2 separate regions of the Mus musculus genome follow, and region 1 is linked to region 2. A link is a loop called in an ENCODE intact Hi-C map of the cell type or tissue named here. Cell type or tissue: heart. All regions are shown on one strand. Each heading gives the region's core, and the rest is flanking DNA. Links, peaks and the distances in the headings are about the cores only.

Region 1 (5,379 bases), core at 265-5,264, 740 kb before region 2:
AAGAAACTGTAAAAATGTGTCCCCCATGGCAAACCCTTTAGCCGCCTACGAACCTGTAGCGTTCATCAGAGAATTTAGCTTTCAACCAGATTGTTCACTGTACTCTACATGGAAGATCTCACACAGGTCAAAGAGCTCTTAGGAATGTAAGGGATGGGGAGAAATCTTCAGTAAATGTTCCTAAACCACCCATCATTGGTGAGTTCTTGATGCAGTCATCTCAGGCATCCCTCCCTGTCCTCAGGTCCTGTGCATATACCTGCTAAGTATTTCCATTTAGGTTTGGCCCCTTAGCCTCCTGATCCAAAACACAATTGTTTTGCTTGGACTTTTTCAAATGTCTGTAATCCATCTTGTTTCCTTCAAGTTTATTACTCATTTATTTTACAGTCAGAAAATTTCTTTTTAAAAATATACATGTTATTTATGTAACTCTTCTAATACTCATTGTAAAATGTTTATTTAATGCACATAAAATGTTTAGCCACATGATTGACTGTATTAAGTTTGGATGGAGAACATCCCTTCAATGATTAGGAGACACATCAGCACAGAACACAGAGAGGCCACACACAGAGGCAAAGGAACATGAGGGGGTATCCCTGAGCCAATGCTTTATTGGGCCCAGGGTTACAGATTTCCTTTGTTGAGTCGCAACAAGCAGGCATGAGTTCTGGGAGGTCATCTCAGGTGTAGAAAGTGATCATTGCGACATATGTGCCCAGTCCATCTTCAGCAGTGCATTTAAAGGGAGCAGTGAAGGCAGGCAGCCCCCTTTGACGGGTTCTTGTTCTTGGCACCAGCTTGAGCCACTTGTGGATGGTGTGATACTAGGAAGTGTCAAAGGTGACTGACCTACACCTCCAGCCTGGGAAAGTTAAAACTTCAATGAAATAGATACCAAGAGAACATAAAATGAAAGGACTTCAATACACTGACCCATAGGGGTGCTTAGAAAATGTGTTAGACCAGAAAAATTATTTCTAAACCATGGCCTCTCAAATTTGGAACTTAGGTGATGACAACAATTTAGAAACTGAAAGTGTCTTCAGGTGGAACAATTAGTATGTGTAGTGTATTTAAGATGGAAGCTTTCTAATGATCCTAAAGGTTATGTTTTCTTATTGGTAAAGAAATTAAATCTGGTCTGGTACGTAGAATCTGTTTTAGGAAGTGCCTAGAAGTTAAAGACTGGAACAAAGAATTAGAATTTATTTGGGAAAAAATACACATGTGTATATATAGTCTAGGTCACAAAAGAAACATTCTTATATTTACTAACAAGCCCCCAGCAGGCCAGTCTAGCCGAAACAGGGAGCCCCAGGCTTACCATGAGATCCTATCTCAAAATGTAAGGTGGAGGGCGACAGACTCCCAACACCGACTAATGGTCTCCACACACACGCACATGGGCAATCAAGCCTACAAATGCATATATACAAATAAATAAATAAAAGTAAAATTTGAAAGGGTGATTGTGGCTGTGTTTGGAGGCACACACATCTCATTTCAGCACTCTGGAGGTAGAGACAGATGGGTCTCTGAGTTAGAGATCAGCCAGGTTTACAGAGTTCTAGGGCAGTCAGGGCTACATAGCGAGGCCTTGGATAAAAACAAACTGAAAGATCACATGCAAGATGAGTACACACTGCAGAAATAGGAAAACAGGGGACACAAACTTCCATTCTCGTTGTTCCAGAGGACTCTGGGTGGTTTTTGTAAAGTCCATCTCATGGTAGGTTCTGTTGGACTGTATGCCTGCCTTTCCTTGTTTATCCTAAGTTCATTCTCTTCCTCTACCCCCCACCCAATTTGTTATCAAATTGCCAGGGCTGGCGAGATGGCTCAGTGGTTAAGAGCGCTTGCTGGTTTTGCAGAGGACTTGGATTTGGGTCCCAGCACCCATATAGCAGCTCACAACTGTCTGTAACCCAACTTCCAGGGGATGCTCTTTTCTGGGCTCCACAAGAACTGTAGGCACGCAATGCACACAATACATGAAGACAAAACACTCATCCACATAAAATAAAAGCAAGTCTTTCAGGGGCTGGAGAGATGGCTCAGATGTTAAGAGCAGTCTGCTCTTCCCAAAATCCTGAGTTCAATTCCCAGCAACCATATGGTGGCTCACAACCATTTATCCTGGGATCTGATGCCCTCTTCTGGAAAGCGGATGTACATACAGATAGAGCATCATTTACATAAAATAATAAACCAACCTTTCAAAAAATCTTTGTGGTGACAATGCTGCAATATTGTTTTTGCTTAAGAATTTTTTAGTATAAAATTTCCTTCTGGTTATATGAGGTGTTTGTGAAGCATAAATGGTTTTATATTTAGATGTTGGTTTCTTTTCTAAAATATTTCATTACGGTATGCACATATTTACCACTCAGAAAAAAAAATAACACTTTTGTTCTCAAACATTTTATATAAAGAATATTCTGCTTGCTCAGCGGTAGTGACACACACTTTTAAAACCAGCCCTTCCAGAGGCAGAGGCAGGCAGATCTCCGAGTTCGAGGCCAGCCTGGTCTACAGAGTGAGTTCCAGAACATCCAGAGCCACACAACACTCTCTCAGATGATAACTGAATGACAAAAATAGGCAGCTCACAGTCCTAAATGGGACATTCTTGTATACCTTCTCAAGGGTCTGGGAACATCGTATTAGACGAAGGAGAAAGAATGTAAGAGTCTGAGAATGGCAAGGAGTGCTGTGGAATGGTTTTGGGCATGTTGTGCTCATGAACTCATAGAAACTGATTACCAGCACAAGATTGCTGGTAATTACCAGCGCCGATCAATATTATAGCCATTGATAGAGGAAGGGCGTACCCCTCCACACCTAGCTGAGGAGCTATAAGCAAATGATGGCAGCTGAGAGAGTGGGAGTCATTTTTCTTTGGGGATGTGGCCTCTGGTAGATTGTTCATGTCACACTCCACTGGTATACTGGTAGGCGGCACTAACAGGGCTATATTTAAAAAAAAAGTGTGGTGGGGTGGCAAAAGGAATGTGGAAGTATTGGGGATGGTTGGGAGAGGAGATGTGTTGGATATGATCAAGATACAGTATATATACATGTATGAAACCGACAAAGAATAAACTGCGCTCCCCTCACCTCACCCCGCTTCCCCGTTTCTCTGTGTAGCCCTGACTGTCCTGGAACTCGCTCTGCAGATCAGGTTGGTCTCGAATTCTGAGATCCGGCTGTCTCTTACTCCCGGGCACTGCGATTAAAGGCAAGAGTGAACATATTAAAGAGGCACCGCAGAAGAAAACCTGGGGAAACCTGCAGACCTAAAACTTGGTAGTACATACAGAGGGGCATTTTGAACACTAGGCACTAAAGTCGAGGTGGTCTAGTGGAGAGGTGAAGATTGCAATGGCAGCAACTGAATCCCAAACTGAAAAGTACATGCAACCAGAACCACTGTGGACTTGCCAAAAGCCCGCATTGCCCCAGCCCAATTCACAGCATCCTCCAACTCCCCTTCCTCCAAACAACCTCAAATCGCGCGCCACTAGCCCTGCCGCTGCACTCGTACGCTCCAATTGTCACCAGGACTCCCAGAAGCCTCTGAGGAACTGTTTTGAATTTCGCGGGACTCGTGTTTCCGGCAGGGTCCCGCGGTTCTCCCACAGGGTCTTGTAAAAACCAGCTGGGCTCTAAAGGATTTCTCCGCTGGGGACTACACTTCCCAGGGGGCCTTGTGCTCAAGCAAAGTCCACTTCCGGTGCGTTCCGGAGGAACTGCCTGAGGGTCCGATCTTTTAGGGCGGGGTTGGGCAGGGCGAGGGCGTGGCTGGCGAGGGCGTGGCGGGCGTGGGTGTTGCCGGGGGTGTGTCCCTGAGCAGCGGCCTTGAAGGGTGTCTGCAGCCTGGCTAGGAGAGCGTGCGCCCCTCGCGTGACATGCAGGGAATGGCGAGTGTAGTGTCATGCGAACCCTGGGCCCTCCTGGGGCGTGGCGCCCTCTGCACAAAGGCCAGGCCTGGTGGAGGTCCGGCGGCGGGGACTGTAGTTGCTCCTGGGAGCCCCGACCGGGGAAGGCCGCGCTCCAGGAACAGCCTGGCCTCCCAGGATCAGCAAGGAGCAGTGACCTCGGGGACCGCGCACAAAGGTGAGTGTCATGTTTCTGGGCTGAGTGGACAAAGATGAATCTATTCTGGGTGTGAAGGAAGGGTAAGGTCCGATGGTTCTCGAGGCCTTGGTGCTGGAGATGGTGTCTCTGGGCGCGTGATTGTGATGGTTAAATAACCAATCCTCGAAAGCTCAACTTGAGGCAGAGAAGTCAGGCAGAGGTGCTGGAGGGACGTTGACAACTACAGGGTCAACTTAGTTTAGACTTGTATCCATGTCAATGCTTCAAGAAATGAAACTCCCAGTGCGACAAGAGATGGCTTAGCCATTGTACTTGTTCCTCTTGCAGAGGTTCCTAGCACCCACATAGTGAGTCACAACCATCCCTAACTCCTATTGCAGGGGATAGAACATTCTCCTCTGAACTTTGTGGGCATCAGGCACACACACGTGGTGCACATATATTCATGCAAGTAAGACGAGAAAAGAGACAACCTGATTCCACATCCTACCCTGTCCTTACTCCCGCACAGGGTAATAAGGGTTTGGCATCTCTGCTCATGCACGGTGTAGTCTCGTGTAGATTTGGTGTCTAGTCCTTCCTTTCCTCCAGCTCTGTTTTCCAGAGATACCAACTTCCTCCAGGAGATAAACCGCAAACAGGAAGCTGCCCCTACAGGGACTAGACATAAAGCCAAGTCGCAGGTGAGTCACATTTCCTCTTTGCTTCCTGAAACAGTCTTGCCTTTTCAATACTTAATGGTGTTTATTTTCTGTGAAAAGTTTTCAGTTTAAGAGACCTGTCCTGGGTGCTGTTTCTTCCTACTCCGGTGAGTGATGGGCTACAGGGCTAGCTTCAAACTGATTCTCTTTCCTTTTCATCCCAACTGTTCCTTCTTGGTTGAAGAAATGATTCATCCCTTTCATTGTCCCATTTATCTCAGAAGGGTTTTTTTGTTTGTTTGTCTTTTGTTTTGGATAAGGTCTATCTACATAGCTCTGGCTGCCCTGCAACTCACTATGTACACTATATAGACTAGGCTGGTCTTGAACTCACAGAACTCTGCCTGCCTCTTATGAGTGCAGGAATTAAAGGTGTTTCCCATCATATTCTTCTGATTCTTATGTTCAGAAACGCTGCAGTGCTTCCACCTGGTTTCTATGATGCTCACCTTGGAGGAGAAATATATTGTGGTTAAGGCTTGCTTAGGGGGTTGAAGAGAGGGTTCAGTGGGCAAGAGTACTTCCTCTGGAAGCACAAGGACCTGAGTTTGAATCCCAAGTGCCTGTGTAAGAA
Region 2 (5,379 bases), core at 261-5,260:
TCCTCCCAGGAGAAGTACACAGCCACATCCTCAAAGGACACGCAGCCCTGCACATGGGGAAAGTTGAATTTGTTTATATGAAGCTCCCTCGTCAGGGAATCTTCATATCCTCAAGACAGTCATTTCTACTTAGGCTCCTATCTCAGAGGGTACCAGGCTGTGAACCTATTGACACACAGCTGTCCTCCAGGTCCCACTAATCACTGTACTGGGCACTCAGCAACAACAGCCAAGTGGACATGCTGGCTCGGTTACTTTTCTATTACTGTGAAGAGACACTATGACCAAGGCAATTTATAGAACAACAACAAGTTTATTGGGGCTTCAGAGGTTGGGTCTGTAACTTTCATGGCAGGGAGCATGGCTACAGGCATACATGGCACTGGAGCACTAGCTGAGAAATTAAATACATCATGATCCATAGGTAGCAAGCTAAGAGAGTTAACTGGAAATGACAAGAGCTTTAAAAACATACAAGCCCACCTCCATCTCCTTCAACAAGGCCATATCTCATAATTCTCCCCAGACTTTTAACCAATGAGGACCAAGTATTCAAGTCTATGAGCCAATGTGGGACATCTCCGTTGAAACCACCACAGCTGGAATCAATCCAAGCTAGAAGGCTGCCAAGGAAAGTCCCTCCTTTCTATCAGGCTATCAGGGAATTCATCTGGGCTCCTCCCAATCATCTGTCTCACACAGACCACATTTGGGTCACTGTTGTCCACTCTGTCCCTGGCACAAAGGCCAGGAAGCCATCTGTACATGACCGCAGGGCACACACATCAGTCTTCACACTGAGCCTCCATTTTCATCTCAGTATGCAGACTTAGCCCTCAGCTGCTGTGCTACCACAATTCCTACCTTCCACTAAAACCAGCTGATCTCATGCATGCCTGAGCATTTCTAATCATCCCCAACCCATCTCACTTCCAGGCCTGGTCTAATGTCATCACTGGAGCTTTAAGACCTTTGAATCTTCAGCCAATGGTTACCATAAAGGGAAACCTAGCCATGTAATCCCTGCTGTGGACGTGGGGACCTTTCATTCTGAGCATGTGCCAGGGAAATCCAATGGAAGGTGTCTTAGTCAGGGTTTTACTGCTGTGAAAAGACACCATGACTAAGGCAACCCTTATAAAGGACAACATTTGAGGCTGGCTTACAGGTTCAGAGGTTCAGTCCATTATCACAGGGCAGGAGCATGGCAACATCCAGGCAGGCATGGTGCAGGAGGAGCTGAGAGTTCTACATCGTCATCTGAAGGATGCTAACAGAATACTGGCTTCCAGGAAGCTAGGGTGAGGGTCTTAAGCCCATGCCCACAGTGACACACCTATTCCAACAAGGCCACACCTCCTATTAGTGCCACTCTCTGGGCCAAGCATAAACAAACTATCACAAAAGGACAGAGACAATTCCAGCACAGAGTCCCAGGACACCACCGTCCCTGAGGTCCCTTATGTGTTAAGTCAGGAGTGTGATTCCTGGGCACCCTCCACTTACCTCTTCCTGGTTGGCAGGTTTCACTGAATACTGGGAAACCTGTAGAAAAACAAGGTTGGGAATAATAAGCAAGAGTGTTGGTATCCCAAAATTTCACCCAAGTCCCCTCTCATACATGCAGTCGGGTACCCACTGGGCTCCATCCCTTAATGGTGTCTCTTACTGGGTGACCTTGGACAAAGAATCAATCTCTTCAGTTTGTTACCTGAGGATAAGCATGGCAGCCTGTCTCAGTTACTGCTTTGTTGTTGTGAAGAGGTACCATGGCCAAGGCAACTCTTACAAAAGCATTTAAGTAGGGCTTGCTTATAGTTTCATGGGGGTTAGTCCATTATCATTATCATGGTGGGAAGCAGACTGGTGTGGTACTGGCACAGTAGCTGATGTGAGCTTTGCGTCCTAATATAGATGCAGCAGGAAAGAGGGGTGGGGTTCGGGCAGAGAGAGACACTAGCCTTGGCAAACTCTCCCAGCTACACACTTCCTTTAACAAGGCCACACCTCTTAGTTTTTCTCAAACAGTGCCACTCCCTGGTGACTAAGCATTCAAATACATCAGCCTATGGAAATCATTCTCATTAATACCGCCACACAATCCTAGCTCAAAAGGAAAGTGATTGCACCAAACTGAGTCCTATGCGTGAAGTACTCAGTACAGCTGTTTCCTATGCACCTCACTAATGCTTGTGTCGAGAATTTCACAAACACACAATTGTTTTAGAATGTATAGGTTTATCTATATACAATTGGGAGGCAGGTGGTGGTGGCTTTCATCTTTAATCCTATACAGAAAAAGCCTGTCTCAAAAAACCAAAAAAGATGTCAGGCAGTGGTGGCACGCTCCTTTAATGCCAGAACTAGGGAGGCAGAGACAGGTAGATCTTTGAGTTCAGGGCTAGGCTGATTTACAGAGAGAGTTCCAGGACAGTCAGGGCTACACAGAGAAACCCTGTCTCTATAAAAAGCCAAGGGGAAAATGAAAAAAAAAAGTTATTGGGTAAGCATGGTGTGCATCCCTTTAACTGCAACACTTGGAAGGCAAAGGAAGGCAGATCTCGGAGACTGAGGCAAGCACTGGCTACATAGGCCAGCCAGACCTGAGTTCCAGGGGGAAAAGTAGTTAACACAGCAGACTTTAGTTAAATGCTGAATGTTTTCACATAAGTAAGTAAGTAAGTAAGTAAATGAATGAATGAATAATAAAAGGGAAAGAAAGTACTACTTTAAAGTCAAACAAGCAGGAAGTGGGAGGTCCTGCCTTTAATCCAATCACTCTAAAGGATTGCAAGTTTGATTCTAGCCTCGTTTACATAGCCTCGTTTACATATGTCTCAAAAAAATTCAGATATTTGAAGACTAATCTCTCCCTCTATGGTCTACAACCCTAACTGCTGCATTAGTCCACAGCATTTACCTAAGGATTCATAGATCTCTGTCTCCATCCACATAACTTCATCCTTGCTCAATATTCCCCCGGAGATGCTTGGGAAAGTTTGAATAGATCAAGTTTCACCTCTGTTCAAATCTTCCATGGCTACCAGTCTCTCTATAAACAAAAGTCAGGTCCTTAGGGGTACTGGGCCCTTTTTCCCTCATCTAAAACGCCAGTAGAGGTCACCCCAGGGCTCTGTCTCCGAGCTCAGGCCCGCCCACAAGCCTTGGGAGGTACAGTCCAACAGGCACTGTGAGTCAGAGGGGATGGCTCTAGCGATCTAGCACACAGATGTCAAAAAACATTATTTCGTTCATCCGTACCCTACAGTCGGGGACATGAACGTCTGCCCTGTTGGCTCCTGACCCAGATCTCAGTGCTCTAGAACTCAGGTAGGTGGGCGATCACTAGGCACTCACCTGGGGCAGGGCTCCACCCGCAGCCTCCACAATCACCATCGGGCTCCAGAGGATGGTGGGGCCCTGGGAAGTCGCCATCCGCACTCGAAGCCTGGATCAGATCACACGAGCTGTCGCAAACCTCAGATCCGTCTCTGTGACGGGGGACAAACGCTTTTAACGTGCCGGCTTTCCTGCCATGGCCAAAGCAGATGACACCAGTTTTCTGTGAGCCATACTGACGGGTCCAGGAAGTTACAAAGAACCTCCAGCACGCAAAGCCAAAAGTCCCGCCCAACGGTTCTCGCCGTCGCTGAAATGCCCATTTTCATTGGCTGAGTTTCATGCAATGTTTTCTGGGCAATGTAGTTCATGCAGGAGCAAATTTCTGCGATCCGGACACAACTGCCCTGCTTGACAAGACCAAGTTTCAGTGGATTTCTTGGCACTGGCGTGGAGACTATTTTCTCCACACCGTTTTCTACCTTAGGTGAGTTAGATGTGGATTAGAAATAGTAGAGGCTGAGTCACAAGGTCAGGCTTGCTGGAACTCTTAAATTACAGAACTGCAGGCAGAGGCAGGTAGATTTCTGTGTTTTCGAAGCTGTCATAGTGTGTTCCAGGCCAGACAGGGCTACATAGTGAAACCTTGTTTTATTTGATGTCTAGAAATACAGGAGACGGGCAAAGTTGAATTTTGCATTTGAGACATTTGCCTTGTGTGAAATGATACTCGCCAGGTTCGTGGGCTAATAAATACAGAAATGGTGACCATGGAAGAGGGGAAAAGGACATGTTTGGATTGGATTCAAAGATTCCTTCACCACAGGACTCTAGATTCAGACACTTCTCACACCACTATGGAGTCGTCAGGATTAATGCTTCTATTGTGCTAAGAGAAAATTAAAGGAACATTTAGGAACATTTAGGAAGCTTTGCTGTACTCCCCCCCCCCCCCAAGACTGCTCTGGAAAATGCGAACACGGGCGTATCTGTAATCATGACAGTGTCCGCAGAAGTCCTGTTAATTTCATGCATATCGCTTCTCCACTTTCCCCTTCTGCAACTGTCCCGGTTTCCCATGGTCCACATTGTCTGAACTACAATACCCAGAAGAGATGGCTCATACACCTTTAATTCCAGCACTTGAGAGGCAGAGACAAATGGATCTTGGAGTTCAAGGCTAACTTTCTCTACAGAGCAATTTCCAGTAATACACAAGAAACCCTTTTACTAAAAGAAAAACAAGGTTGGAAGGTAGGAGCGGAGATAGGTTTTGTCTTCTGACATCTGGACAAGTCTGAAATCTGCTGCCTTAGTGTGACTGATTCTAAGCCTTAAGTAGGAATGCCTCTATTCATGAGCCTCTCAGGTCAGCTGGGTCAGCTGGGCTGCAAACTCTTGATGCAGATGAGATGGTACATGGTCCCCGGTCTACTGATGTTACAGAACCCTGGGGTCTGGATAATGAGCCCAGGCACAGGGCTGATGTCCCTGATAGCAATCCAGTCCTAGAAGGTTGTTTTTATTGTTTTTATTTTTACTCTCCTGAAGATTGTATTTCCTTTCTGTGCCAGTACTACTCCTGTAAACATGTGAACATTACTAAGATACTCCAGACTTTCTGCAAGCAATGTGGCAAGCACCAGCTCCACAAAGTGGTACAGTATAAGATGGACAAGGATTCTTTGTCCAAGGAAAGTGGCCTCACAACAGAACAGAGTGACAATAGTCAGATGTAGCCTGCTCTTTGCCTAAAGGCTGAAATAGCATCTAGTGCTTTTAACTGCTGAGCAATCACTCCAGCCCTTCTTGGATTTTGTTTTTTTTCTTTTGTTACCCTTTGATTCAAGCCAGGACAACGAGTGACAAAACAAGTTTCAATGACTAAATTGAAGTCCCCTATGTTACATATATTAAATATCCTGCCACATTGATGTGAAAGGTAACTGATACAGCTTTCATAGCTATCAGCCCTTCTTTAGAACTGTTTGTATCCCAAGGGTCCTTTTTCCTTTCTTCTCTCTCTCTCTCTCTCTCTTC

Evidence for each region. Peaks named below come from ENCODE experiments on the same cell type or tissue, not always from the same donor. Only the 100,000 strongest peaks of a DNase experiment are listed, where the experiment ranks them.
Region 1: a loop joins it to region 2, with 5 times the contacts of the local background. A loop is called at or near these places in 4 of 42 quality-filtered maps.

What each region holds. Positions count from the first base shown.
Region 1 is chr7:6,379,480-6,384,858 of GRCm38, forward strand. It overlaps Zfp78 (zinc finger protein 78), which reads left to right. Exons shown (of 5, transcript NM_001025163.1): 5 at 1-3,126. The coding sequence ends at 12. It overlaps Zfp28 (zinc finger protein 28), which reads left to right and starts at 3,839. Exons shown (of 7, transcript NM_175247.3): 1 at 3,839-4,122; 2 at 4,696-4,787. The coding sequence starts at 3,915. In heart, for the core only: CTCF peaks have their summits at 2,145 (motif pointing left) and 3,918; a DNase peak (open chromatin) is centred at 3,792; H3K4me3 peaks cover 2,271 bases; H3K27ac peaks cover 1,329 bases.
Region 2 is chr7:7,117,866-7,123,244 of GRCm38, forward strand. It overlaps Zfp954 (zinc finger protein 954), which reads right to left and starts at 3,611. Exons shown (of 5, transcript NM_172738.3): 1 at 3,358-3,611; 2 at 1,507-1,545; 3 at 1-47. The coding sequence starts at 3,435. In heart, for the core only: a CTCF peak has its summit at 3,118 (motif pointing right); DNase peaks (open chromatin) are centred at 3,166 and 3,616; H3K4me3 peaks cover 1,569 bases; H3K27ac peaks cover 1,029 bases.